Regions from separate parts of the Homo sapiens genome. Here region 2 is linked to region 1. A link is a contact called in ENCODE Hi-C or POLR2A ChIA-PET data. All regions are on one chromosome and are shown on one strand. The core of a region is the stretch at or near the end of the contact, and the rest is flanking DNA. Distances in the headings are between cores, read along the strand shown. Region 1 overlaps LOC101926974 (a long non-coding RNA gene). Region 2 overlaps PRKCE (protein kinase C epsilon).

Region 1 (5,958 bases), core at 1,570-4,069:
CTGAGTCCTGGAAGCTGCAGTGTTGACTTAGACACTGTCCTCAGCCCGGTGTAACTACACAGGGTCAAAATGAGTCAGCAGGCACCCCAGGCCCTCATTCGTTTTCCACAGTCTCCTGACGGAAATCTCTGGGCAGACGGGGAGGTATCAAGGAACCACCAGGGAGCTAGGCTGAATTCTGGGTAAGGCAGGAAGGACGATGAGGTGTCTCAGGAAGAAAGTCAGGACACCCCCAGCAGCCATTCTCCCTTTGTAATTAGAGCCCCCACCCACCCAGCTCTCTGGAGATCAGGAGTACTGGCCAACACTTCCTGTTTAGAGCAAACATTTGCTATAGCTGAACTTTGTGTCCAATCCCTGAAATGGGTACATAGGAAGGGCACCCTGAAGCTAAATAAAACATGTATCTTAGGGATCTTAGGTCAGGCTAAACTTTCAGTGTGTACTTCCTGAGCCAATTGTGGAGAATTCTTAGCTTTCCATTTCCCTGAGGAGTTAACACTTGACAACTTTCACGGAGGAGTGATTGGAAAAACATTGCTCTAAAGAAGTCTTGAAATTTCTGGGCCCAATGTGAGCCCCAAATTAAACAATTCTAGTAGGTCACTGTATCTTTAACTGGCTCATCTCTATGACCCAGATGGAGGGAGGGAGCTGCCTGCCTTGGGGACGTTCCTGCCTTACCCAGAATTCAGCCTAGCTCCCTGGTAGCTCCTTGATACCTCCCCGTCTGCCCAGAGATTTCCTTCAGGAGACTGTGGAAAATGGATGAGGGCCTGGGGTGCCTGCTGACTCATTTTGACCCTGTGTAGTTACACCGGGCTGAGGACAGTGGCTAAGTCAACACTGCAGCTTCCAGGACTCAGCCAAGCGTCTGTGCATGTCAAGAAGCCCTAAGTAACTAGCACTGGGTGATTTTACAACTTGGTTAAACGCAAGCTGTCACTTCCATGGCTAGTGGATTGATCATTTACCAATCTTTAAAGAACAGTTCTGTCAAGCAAACCTAACCAATCCTTCTCTGATGTGTCAGACATATTTCAGGATCTCTTGGGATTTCAGAGTACTCTTGGAACTATCATTCCCATTGCACAGATCTGTCCACTAAAAGAGTAGGAAGCTTATGGGAAGAGCTAGTGCATTTAGTCTAGAGAAAGGTTGACTCAGTCTACAAATACAGGAAGGGCCAGACAAATTTGGTCTCTCCCAGGGAGCAGAACCATGTCCAATACATGGAGGGAGGGAGCTGGCTGCCTTGGGGACATTCAAAGAAAGACTGTATATGCATCAGCCAGGATGCATAGAGGGAGTGTTTATGTCTCCCATGAGGGCTGGTTTCCAAGACATTCCCACCTGTTATGGACTGTATTCCCCCAAAATGTATATGTTGAAGCCGTAACCCTCAATGTGATGGTGTTAAGGAGCAGGACCTTTGGGAGGTGATGAGGTTTCGATGAGGTCATGTGGGTGGAGTGTCCATGATGAGGTTAGTGCCCTTATAAAAAGAGGATGAGATACCAGAGCTTCCCAGCCTCCAGAACTGTGAGAAATAAATGTCTTTGACTTAAACCACCGAGTCTAGGGTATTTTGTTACAGCAGCAGGACTGGCTAGGATACCACCCACGAGTCCTTAATTTCATGGAGGTTAAAGAGATGGGGCTGAGTCTACACCAACCTTATGAGATGCCCTGAACATTATAAAAAAGAAAGAAAATTTGCTCCTTTGTCTCCTCTCAAAAGCAGGCAAAAATTCCTATGGTTTGTACTTTCATTGAATTCTGGATAAACAGCAATCTGACAAATCTTCATGTGTTTTCCTGGGATCTGGAAGGTGCTACTTAGCGATGGCCTGGGGGCAGAGGTATGCTGGGCTTCACTGTATCTTATGAGTCTATGAGCATTCTCAAAAGTCCTGCACTCGGAGATTGTAGTGACAGGTAGAGACCCAAATTACCAGGAGGTGACATTGGCTGAACCACTACTGCCAGAGACCACCTCTCAAGTTTTCTTCTTTTCTGTTCATCCAACTTCTCCACCATCTAATTCATGTGGCAACAATTGAGGTCTAGGTCAGAGGCAAAAAATAAAACATGCAGGAGGCCAAGGAAGAAAGGCAGACCCTTTATGTGGGAAGAGCAAGTGGCTCTCTGCATGGTAAGCCTTGAGAGACACTTATAAAGTGCCTTTGTCCCCACTCCCACCCCATCCATGCTCCCTGACCCCTCATTCTGCAAAGCTCTGCCCCACCACACTGCCATGGTGCCTTGGTCTACTGACTAGTTATACAGCAACACCAAGGCTGGATCCAGGGTATTCATTAATTCAGCAAAGCTCCAAGTAGTCATCACAGAAAAAAATATATGAATCTTGTTGTTCTTCCTTATGTTTCCTTTATTTTTCCTTGAAGTGTTTTAAAGTTACAGAAAAGTGAAAAGAACAATATAACCAGCATCCATATTTTCACCACCTAAAACAAGCCTTCTTTCTCCCATTTGCTTCTAATCACTTTATTTTGCAATAAATAAACATTTCAGATAGAGCTAAGTGTCCTTGTATTCTTGCCCCAATCCTACTCTTACATATCTGTTTGTGTCTCTTTCTTTTTATATAAATAAATATAATGTAATTATAAAATTATGAATAGGTACTGGGACACTGGGATATTTTCAGTGCTTGGGGCCCTGTTTAGAGGGACTTTGGGGTCCAGGAGAGACCTGTCACTCAGCAATGAGGTGACCCGCTCCCTGGGCTCGTGCCCAGCAGCCAGTAGGGCCTTGTGACCTCAAGCTCTCTCTCCTCCAGGCGGGAGAAGGCCAGGCAGGCTAGGGCTGCTTCCTAGAAAGCTCCGCCCAGGCTTCCCCTGGCTGGCTGGGGGGAGGCGTTTCCGGGACGCAAGACCCCGGCAGCCTGGCAGGGCCGCCCTGCGGAGGAAGCGCTTTATTCTCCGAGTGGCACGTTCGCCCCAGGCCGTGCCAAGTGCCCCGCTGGGCGGCAGGGAGTAAGGGGAACCCGCGCCACTCTGGGGGGCCCAACTAGGCCTTGGGGTTTGCAGGGAAGCCCGAGGGCACTCATTTGTTGGTGCCCTAATGATGGTAGCATTTCTTGCACACATGCATACGTCTTACAGCTCTGTGCTGGGCACTGGAATTACAAAGACGGTTTCTTCCTTCATTCATTTGTTCCACAGATAGTCATTGAGCCTCTACCTGTGCCAGGCACAGTTGTAGGTGTAGGGGAAACAGCTGGGGAACAAAATATATAAAGGTCTTTGCTCCCCTGGAGTCACATTCCAGCAGACACAATGAGTAATAGACATAAGAAGTGAGCATATTCTACTGTAGATGTTAAGTGCTATGGAAAGAAAAAAAGAAAGAGGACAGCAGGGTCGGGGAAATTAATAATAGAGGGGGGAGTGGGGAGAGAGTTGCCAAATTAGGTCTCTGGGGGAAGAGCATTCTAGGTAGAAGAAACAGAGCATGAAAAACCCTGATATGGGAGCCTGCCTGGTAGAATGTGATTTATGCAGAGATGGTTTCCTCCCTCAGACACTTGAGCCTCATCTGGACTCTCTAAGCTCCCCTAGAGGAAAAAATGTAAAATTTCCCTAAGGCAGGGCCCACAGTGAGTGGCCACATCTGAGCTCCAATGGCTACTATGATCTGCAGGATAAAATTTATACACCTTGGGACACCCACAGGTATCCTCATTATCTGGACCTCGTGTATCACTCCAGTTCCATTTCCCACCCGTTTCTACTTTCTCCCCTGAAGCTTGACCCGTGACTTCTGGTTCTCTAGGTGCACCATGATGCTTTATTTAGGCCTTGGCTCAGAGCATCTCCTGGAATGTAATAAATGTACTTTGCTCCTACCTGCATTTACCCGAGAAGCCCTTACTCTCCCTTTAAGACTCTGTTCAACATCACCCTCTGTGAAGACTTTTTTCATTTCCCTCTGAACATTCCAGCCCCATCCTCTGCTTGTTTGACACCTGGCACAGACCTCAACCGGCAAGTGTCTGGCTACATTGCAGCTATGCATTGACTTGTCTGTGGTCCCACTGGATGTAGTGGTTCTATCTCCCTCACCTCTGTGTCCTCAGCATCCAGCACCTGCCTCGTGCAAAGTAAGTCCTCAAGAAAGACATGCCAGGTGACTGAATGGGCAGTGCTTGGTTGCTCAGGGCCCCTGAGAGGGCCCCGGAGGCCTGCACCAGGCAGCACCTGGCCTGTCTTGAGCTATTTAACAGACTGTATTCACAGCTGTGAACTCCCGGGACAAGGATTTCCTGTGGGTGAGGGACTGGCGGGGAGAAAGGCCCTCCTTTTAACCACAGAAAATGGCAGGCTCGGGGGCATTGTTATCCAAGAGAATAGGAGGAGCCGCCCCTCTCCCTGACCCCACCCTTGCCCTGGGTGCCAGTCTGTACTGGTGCACAACTCCTGGAAACTCTGGTCAGAAATGTGCTTCCTCTCCCTCCCCCAGGGACTCTGAGCACTCCTGGGGCAGTGGCGCCTCAGCTGCTGAGATCAAGGTACACAAAGAGTGTGCTGGGCTGGTGGATTGGCCACCACTCAGCCCCCAAGGCCTGCCCAGTCTTTCCTTGAAAGTCCTTCGCCACTGGTCCTTTTCTTCCCATTCCCACCTCCACAGTCCTAATCCATGCCCCTGGCATCTCATCTGGATGGCATGAATGTCTCTGACTCACCACCTTGTCTCCAGTCCCTACCAGTTCCTACTGTCTCCTGCCAATGTTTAGAATCACCTTCAGATACCTCTTTTCAAAGTCACCTCTTTGTTTGGAAATGTGCAGCAGATGCCTCTCATTGTCCAAAGGACAAAGTCTGGACACTCAAACCTGGCATTCTTAGTCCTTTGCAAACTGACCCCAACTCTCTTGTGTGTACTTTTCCCTACTTCTCCCCTTCACCAGCCTCCTTCCAACAGTCTACACACTGTCCCTCAAATGTCCCAGCTCTGTGCTTTACCCGTCCTGAAAGCCTTTCCCAATCCTCTGTGGCAGTCCAGCCCTAACAATCCTTCTGCACTCCCAGACAGTCCTGGCTCAAGCCATGTCTGAGCTCTGTGTCCTTTGTGCATATACCTCTACAACAGTTATTTGATAACCAATTGGATGGTCAATCTTGAAAACTTTTAAGGTCCCTTCAGTCCTGCAGTTCTATGCTACCATATGTTTTTGCTGTTATTTTTCACAAGTCTGTCTTAGTTCTCCATTTACAGAGTAAGAAACCTGAGGACCAGACCTTGCCTCATATTGGTCTGCATCTTCTGTGATATAGTAGTGCCTGGCACAGGGTAGGAGCCTCAATATGGGTTTACTAATGGAAGATTCCAGACCCCCATCTGCAGGTATGGCCATTCTCAGTAGTTCCCTGTTCAGTTCCCTTATGCAGGGGCTCTCACATACTTGCCTTCTGAAGGGGAGCTGATAAATATATACATATCAATACGTACATATTAATATATTTGTCCTCCAAAGGGAATCTGCATTGTGAAAGGTATCTAGAAAGAACATTCAGCTTTAGTGGTGGGATGCCAGTTACCAGTGAAGGCAAAATGCTTGGCATAGGAACCTTCCTTGGAGCCATCTCCCTACCTTCTTTCCCTGGATGTTCTGCCAGCTCTAGACTGGGGGGATAGAAAGAGGAGAAAAAAACCATTTACAAGGAAACTCCCTCTCACTCCTTCACTCTGTGCAAACTTTACCTCCCTAGATGTCATCCTGAGAAGAAACCCTGAATATGGGTTGTCAGGGTGAAGGGAAGGAGGGGTCGTCCCTATTCCTCCATCACTAGTCAGCAAGGCTGCCTGAGCTCCAGCTGGCACCATGCCCTGAAGGAAGGAGCTAGCTCAGTCCTCCTGGGCCAACAGACCTGCTGGGAAGAGAAATGTTACTCGAGTAAAGGAGAGTGAGACAGACTGTCAATGGCACATAGG
Region 2 (5,958 bases), core at 1,540-4,039, 160 kb before region 1:
GCTGTGTCCAAGGGAAGCCAACTTCAGAGAGATGACCACACTCCTCTATGTTGGAGAATGTCACGTGAGAGTTGCTTTCTAGAACTTCCCAGGAAACAGTGTGCACAGATGGGCATGAGCTGCCTTGACACTGCAATATACAGGATTCTAAAGTAAACATCCCTGTGACCAGTAATAAGCAATTTGGTAACTGTGACCTGGTTGCTTTCATCCTAGTTTCAAATAATTAGATGATTAAGAAAAATGTGAAAGGAGATTGGAGAAACTGCTGAGGTCACTGTTGACACTTTGAATCAATGAGGAAATCAGAAGGCTGGGTTACCGTGAGTATGTGCTCCCCACCTCTACTGTCCGCCCTTAACTGAAATCAAGTGGGTCCTTGGATTGATGGGATTTGGTCTGTGTAGCCTTCATTTGCTTGTTAGCCAAGTTCATGGTTTATACATCTGTCCCCACCCTCCTCTGTGGCTGGCCAGAGACGCTAATTCAGTCATCACACATGGTGCTGTTCCTGAGAAGGATGCCTGTTCGGAGAAAAAAAAAGCCCCTTGAAGGTCTGGCTAGAGAAATAGGAGGAGTAAAAGCATCCTATACTGAAATGAGGGAAAGGAGAAAGAGTAGCACTGAGAGTGTACTGCAGCGGTTAGGTCTGGGAGGGGAAAAAAAACCGGAGAGCAGGCATTTCACTTGGAGAATCTAAAGAATTGCAGGGTGGTTTCTCTTGCTATTGTTTGAAGGGAAGCCAGCAGTCAAGAAAATTATTGGTCAAATTTCACAGAAGAAGGAACATGACACAGAGGATTTTAGTTTTAATAGCTCAGAATCAAATCTGATGTTTCAAGGAAAGTGAAGAGAACAATTGACTATCAAAAGTACTGGAGAATCTGCCACTGAGCTCTTCCCAAAAGCAAGTGAGGGCACCAGAGGGGTGGGAGTTTCTGTCCTTTGCCATAAGGAAATAGACTGACTTTTTTAAACCAACATACCAGAGTTTACACATTCAAATGAGTATTGTCCTCTCCTTTAACTGTCCTTTTGGGAGACTTCATTCTCAGGGCAAAAATACTGCTTTTACATTGAATACATCTACATGCCTCTCTAGGTTTTTATTTGACTACATAGTCTCTTTTGTGGCTAATAATCCTGCTTTGGGAGTAGATCTGATTTCTGAAAATCATTTTGTATCCAAAATAATGTAAGCCTGTAAAGGAAAAACCTGATTTTTCTGAGTTGGCTTTGAAATGATGGATTCTGAAATTAATTCTACATGAGGTCCAGAAATCACATGGGCAGAGATTTCCGGGCTCCCCATGGTACCTTCTGGGGAGCCAGAAGTTCAGCCAAGCTGGGTGATTACTCACCTTTGAGTCAGACACTCCTGGGATGGGATCCTCCCTTCACATGTGGGTCCTAAGCCAGTTCTTTTTACCTTCTGATCCTCAATTTTCTCACTTAAAAGCTGGGATAGTAATAGTATCTACCTCACGGGATTACTGTGAATATTAAATGAGGTGATACTTGGGAAAACACATAGGAAGGGCTTAGTAATTGCTTATTATTATTACTGATCCCTTACATTGCCATAATGTGGAGCCAGGTACATAGTAGGTAATCACTGAATCTTTGTCAACTAGTTGCAGGGTTGTTGCTAAGGATGTCAGGTTTTGACTTGAAAGTACACCTGTATTTAAAGAGTGGGGTCATCTGAGGTAACTCCAAGACTAGAAAAACATTTCTAATCCTCAATCCTGTAAAACACTTCAAAATGGCATTTGTTCACCTCTAAGATCTACCCTAGCTCTAATAGTCCATGAAATCATGATGCTGAATTACATAAAACAAGGGGATTAATGTGAACAATAAGAAAAAATGTTGACCAATAGCATGGATAATTGAAGAATAAATGGTCAGAACCAGGCAACTCTAGAGGAAAAGCTTAGAGGACAGTTTCGTGGAATTATCAACTGGAGAGACTCCTTTGAGGTTGTTTAGAATGACGACATCATTGTTTAACTTGAGCATGGGAACCATCACCAGGAGGAAACCTACCTGAAATTCTACACTCAGAAGAGTTGGCACTTGGGTAGCTGTGGGACACGGTGGAGAAAGAAACTACCCAAAGTTGGCCAAAGAGCTTGTCACTGTTCTACAATGATCTCAAATTGGTAAAGGAGGTTTTCACAGCTTTTCCAAAGGTTTGAAAAAGAAAATAGCTACTGGTGGCTGTGAAAACACTGCATTGGCTGCAAAAATCAGTGTGATCTGGTATCAGAAGCAAGGTGTTAAATATTATCCAAAAAATGCAGACACAATATACTCTTCATGGAAAGCCTTGGACTAACAAAAGAGAAAAATGGAGATGAGACTATTATATGATAATCACTGCCTAACAACTGGCTTCAATAAGGAGGCTCCCCATGCTGTTGTAACCACAGAATACAGAGCATGAAGAAATGGACTTAAGTTACAGCCAAAGAGATGGAGGATGAGACCTAAGGAAAAAGACTTTCTTACCCTTCTTGAAGATAAAGCATAAGAATGAAGATCCCTAGAGATGGATGGGAGTCGCTGTGGAATCTGGCAGTTTGGGCGTTGACCTGTCCGATAGCAAACCCAGAGCAATGGCCCCAGGGAGTCTGGGAGCCTCCAAGAAAGCAGAGACTTCACCCAAGAGTCTCATTCGAACAACCTGACTGAATCTCAGCCTGCAACAGATGGAGCAAAAGTTCCATCTTAGGATGCTGGAGACTAAATGGGTTAGAAGTAGAGGGGGAAGTGCACGAACTCGGCTCCAGGAGGAAGAGAGCAAATGGCCCATGGAAGTTTTCCTATCTCTGGCTCCTTGGAACCATGGAGTCAACACGATAAAATTAGCAGAGCTAAGTAGGCAGATTTGTGGGGTTGGAGGCATAATTGGTCCTGTTTTTCTCTAGTCTTGACCTAACTGAAGTTCACTGGGTATGTAATGGAAAAAAAACAACCAGCTTGATATAAAAATACAGGAAATGCCTGCAATCACTGCTGATTACAGTAGCAGCTTTCCTTCTGTTATTTTTGTGAAAGAGAAAAAAAAAGGGGGGGTTATTAGGGTGTTTTTTTTTCCCTTTCCTAAACTTTGGAAACAACTTGGGCTATTAGTTCTTTTTAGGGCATTCTTTACTCTAGCTAAATGATGTCACTTAATCTTTATAAATAAAGTGGGTGGGGGGAGACATTCAAATTCTTATCATAAATAAAATTCCTGAGTATAAAATACATACAAATGGTTCTAAATATGGTTTATTGGCCCTAAGGGCTTGTGTTTTCCGAATTCCCCTAATTTCTAATCTTTCTAGGCTGAACAGGATAAATTGAGTTTTTAGTGTAGTGCCTCATTTTGCAGTATGGTTTGCATTAGTGCTAGGAGAGGAACATTGTTTCCAGCAATTTATCTCCCAGAAACCATCTCTGCTTAGCAAGTGAAGAAATATTTGCAAAGAGACTCTTTCAACTAGTGATTGAGAAACACGCATTGTTCCGGCAGCAGAGAGACAGTACGTAGATTCTCACTAAAATGGAGCTTGTGAGGAACACTCCACCCAGTGTGTTAGTATCACTACTTATATCTTAATTTTGGCTTCAGGATTCTCAACTCCCGTTGCTAGAATTTAGATAGAACTGTTGAAGTCTGTAATGATAATGTGTCTTTTAAAATGTCACCTTGGAATTTGTTGGATTCTCCTGGCTTTTAGTTGGCGGGTACCCTGGGAGTTTGTAGCTGGGAGGCTCCTTGGGCACCTTTTGGAGATGCTATGCTTTGTCTGTTAAGCCCTGGGGCTCCTTTGTTCATAAGTTTTCAAAAGATGCTGTCATTCTGGGACTTAGAAAACTCTTCTCCCCAACATGAAGCTCAGATAAAAAATAGAATTTGGTTTTTAAGCAGTAGCATTGCTAAGAGGAAACGCACTGACCTCATGTTCAGACACTCATCAACCATAGTCTCTTCACCTCCCCAGTGAAAAGTGGTTCTTGATGTTCCTCTAGCATAATGGTTCTCAACCACTAGTGGTTATTTTACCTCCAGGGAAGATTTGGCAATGTCTAGAGACATTTTTGGTTGCTGAAACTTGGGGATGGGGGCCAGGAGAGTGCTGCTGGCATCTAGTGGGTAGAGGCCAAGGATACTGGTAAACATTCTGCAATGCACAGGACGGTCCTCACAACAAAGATTTATCCAGCCTAACATGTCAGTAGTGCCCAGGCTGGAAAACCCGCTCTAGATGCAAAGTTCTCTGCTCATGTGACTCTGAAGGTTTGGGGGTAGCTGTGAGCTAACAGGTCTCTTGTTTTGGCTAGTAAGATTTATACAGATTTTGCCATGGTGTTTAGGTAGAGTACAGCCATATTTGCAGGTTTTTCAGACCCTGGAGAAATCAGATGTAGATGATGTAGGCTTTTTTAACTCTTCTGAAGATAGGAGAAGGCATAAGGGGAGAGACTTCCATTTGTCATTTCACTTCCTTTCTCTACTCAACACGTTTTTGTAACTTCTCAGATTGTATTGACCTTTCTTTCAAAGGATGCCACCCATGTTTCAAAAACCAGAGGCTTGTCTTCTTTTCCTGTCAACGTTAAGTCAAGAAGTATATTTAATCTATCCATACTGTAAAAACTAGAATAGTCTGAATAGAATCCTGCCTTCTTACCGATGTATTAATATCAGTTTTCCACCACTCACAGCTGTTACGTTTGTTCACCATGAATCTGTGGCACTTGACCTACATGATCAGGAAGATGATTTTTAAAAACCTAACTCAGTCAAAGCTGTAAAATTTATTGTCTAAGAAAGCATAGGAGCCTTTTGGACTACTTGGATTCATTCCCAAAGTAAAACCCTTTCTTTTGAGATAAATTGTGTTTCAACCAAACCAAACTTTTTAAAATGTCACTTTACCATCACAGCTCCATCTAACCAGAGTATCTTCACCCACCCTTTCAGCAACTTTTATGGGGATGTTTATGCCAATAATGCTTTGGCATTCTTGGGGTTAATAAGCTTAAGAATGCACAGGCAGACAATTTTCATTTCCACCTTGGTGCACCCGTTGTAAAGTAGGCGTTGTATTGTTTATGGCCTCTTGGGGCCAGACTGCCTTGAATGTTTTATGGCATGAGATCAGTCCCCATGATCTGAGGTGGGCCCCACCCTGCACACTGAGAGATGTCCCCTGGTTCTGTTCTCTCTGACACCAAGGTGCCTGGCACAGTCATTGCCTGTCTTTGACATACAGGTACCTGCAACTCCCTGCCCAGTCTGTACAGCATCACACAGTGGACTCTGAGATATTATAGAGGGGCCCATAGGGAATTTACAGGACCCGGCATGGTGCTGGGCTTGTAAAAGATGGCTAAAAGATATTGACCAATTGGTGGATGGGAATTCTGGGTTGATGGTCAGGCTCACCAAATTCAATGCAAAGATCATAAACGCTAGGCTTTCAGCACGTGTCAGTGAGCACATTTGAACTGACAACAGACAGGTGTGCCAGCCCTAAATGCATACCTGCAGGGCCTCGTACACCTAAACATGTACTAAACTGATGCTCATGAATGCTGTGGACAGGAGTCAAGATCTGATCATGGAGAAAAGACAGCACTGTTCTTTCTTGCCAGTCAGCTCACTCAGCTGGATTTACAGGGAACTTAAAAGGAGTAAATCAGGCCAAGGGAAATCATTTACATTCACCAGTATTCTTCTCTTTTTTTCACCCTTTTTCCCTCCTTCCCTCCTTTTTTCCCATTGAGATATAATAGGCCTACAGTCGAGTGCACAGTTCTTAGATATTAATGAATTTTTACATGAATACACACCTATGTAACCCAAACGAAGATACAGCATATTCCCAGCACGAGGCAGGCTTCCTTAGGCTCCTTCCAGTCAGTGCTCCCCACTGCCCGGAGAGGTAGCCACCATTCTGC

What was found. Hi-C counts contacts between places; a loop is a spot of excess contacts on that map. ChIA-PET counts read pairs that join two places held with the same protein, here RNA polymerase II (POLR2A). Pooled maps may share reads with other maps.
Region 2: a loop to region 1 is called in a map of heart left ventricle, with 3 times the contacts of the local background. The contact joins two enhancer-like sites. A Hi-C loop is called at or near these places in 2 of 168 maps with a recorded cell type or tissue (heart left ventricle and heart right ventricle) and 1 of 50 pooled maps. POLR2A ChIA-PET finds 5 or more read pairs at or near these places in 2 of 52 experiments (Caco-2 and endothelial cell of umbilical vein).

Annotation. Positions count from the first base shown.
Region 1 is chr2:46,273,297-46,279,254 of GRCh38, forward strand. The region is part of intron 2 of LOC101926974 (a long non-coding RNA gene); the gene reads left to right. Among named protein-coding and RNA genes, the nearest start is that of EPAS1, 21 kb to the right of the region's middle. Within about 2 kb of position 2,820, at least 16 of the 41 ENCODE cell types and tissues checked have a DNase peak (open chromatin) inside an H3K27ac peak, as active enhancers do; they include endothelial cell of umbilical vein and heart right ventricle, where a contact is called at or near this core.
Region 2 is chr2:46,116,215-46,122,172 of GRCh38, forward strand. All of the region lies in intron 11 of PRKCE (protein kinase C epsilon), which reads left to right. Among named protein-coding and RNA genes, the nearest start is that of EPAS1, 180 kb to the right of the region's middle. RefSeq lists an enhancer at 724-1,923. Within about 2 kb of position 2,790, at least 3 of the 41 ENCODE cell types and tissues checked have a DNase peak (open chromatin) inside an H3K27ac peak, as active enhancers do; they include endothelial cell of umbilical vein and heart right ventricle, where a contact is called at or near this core.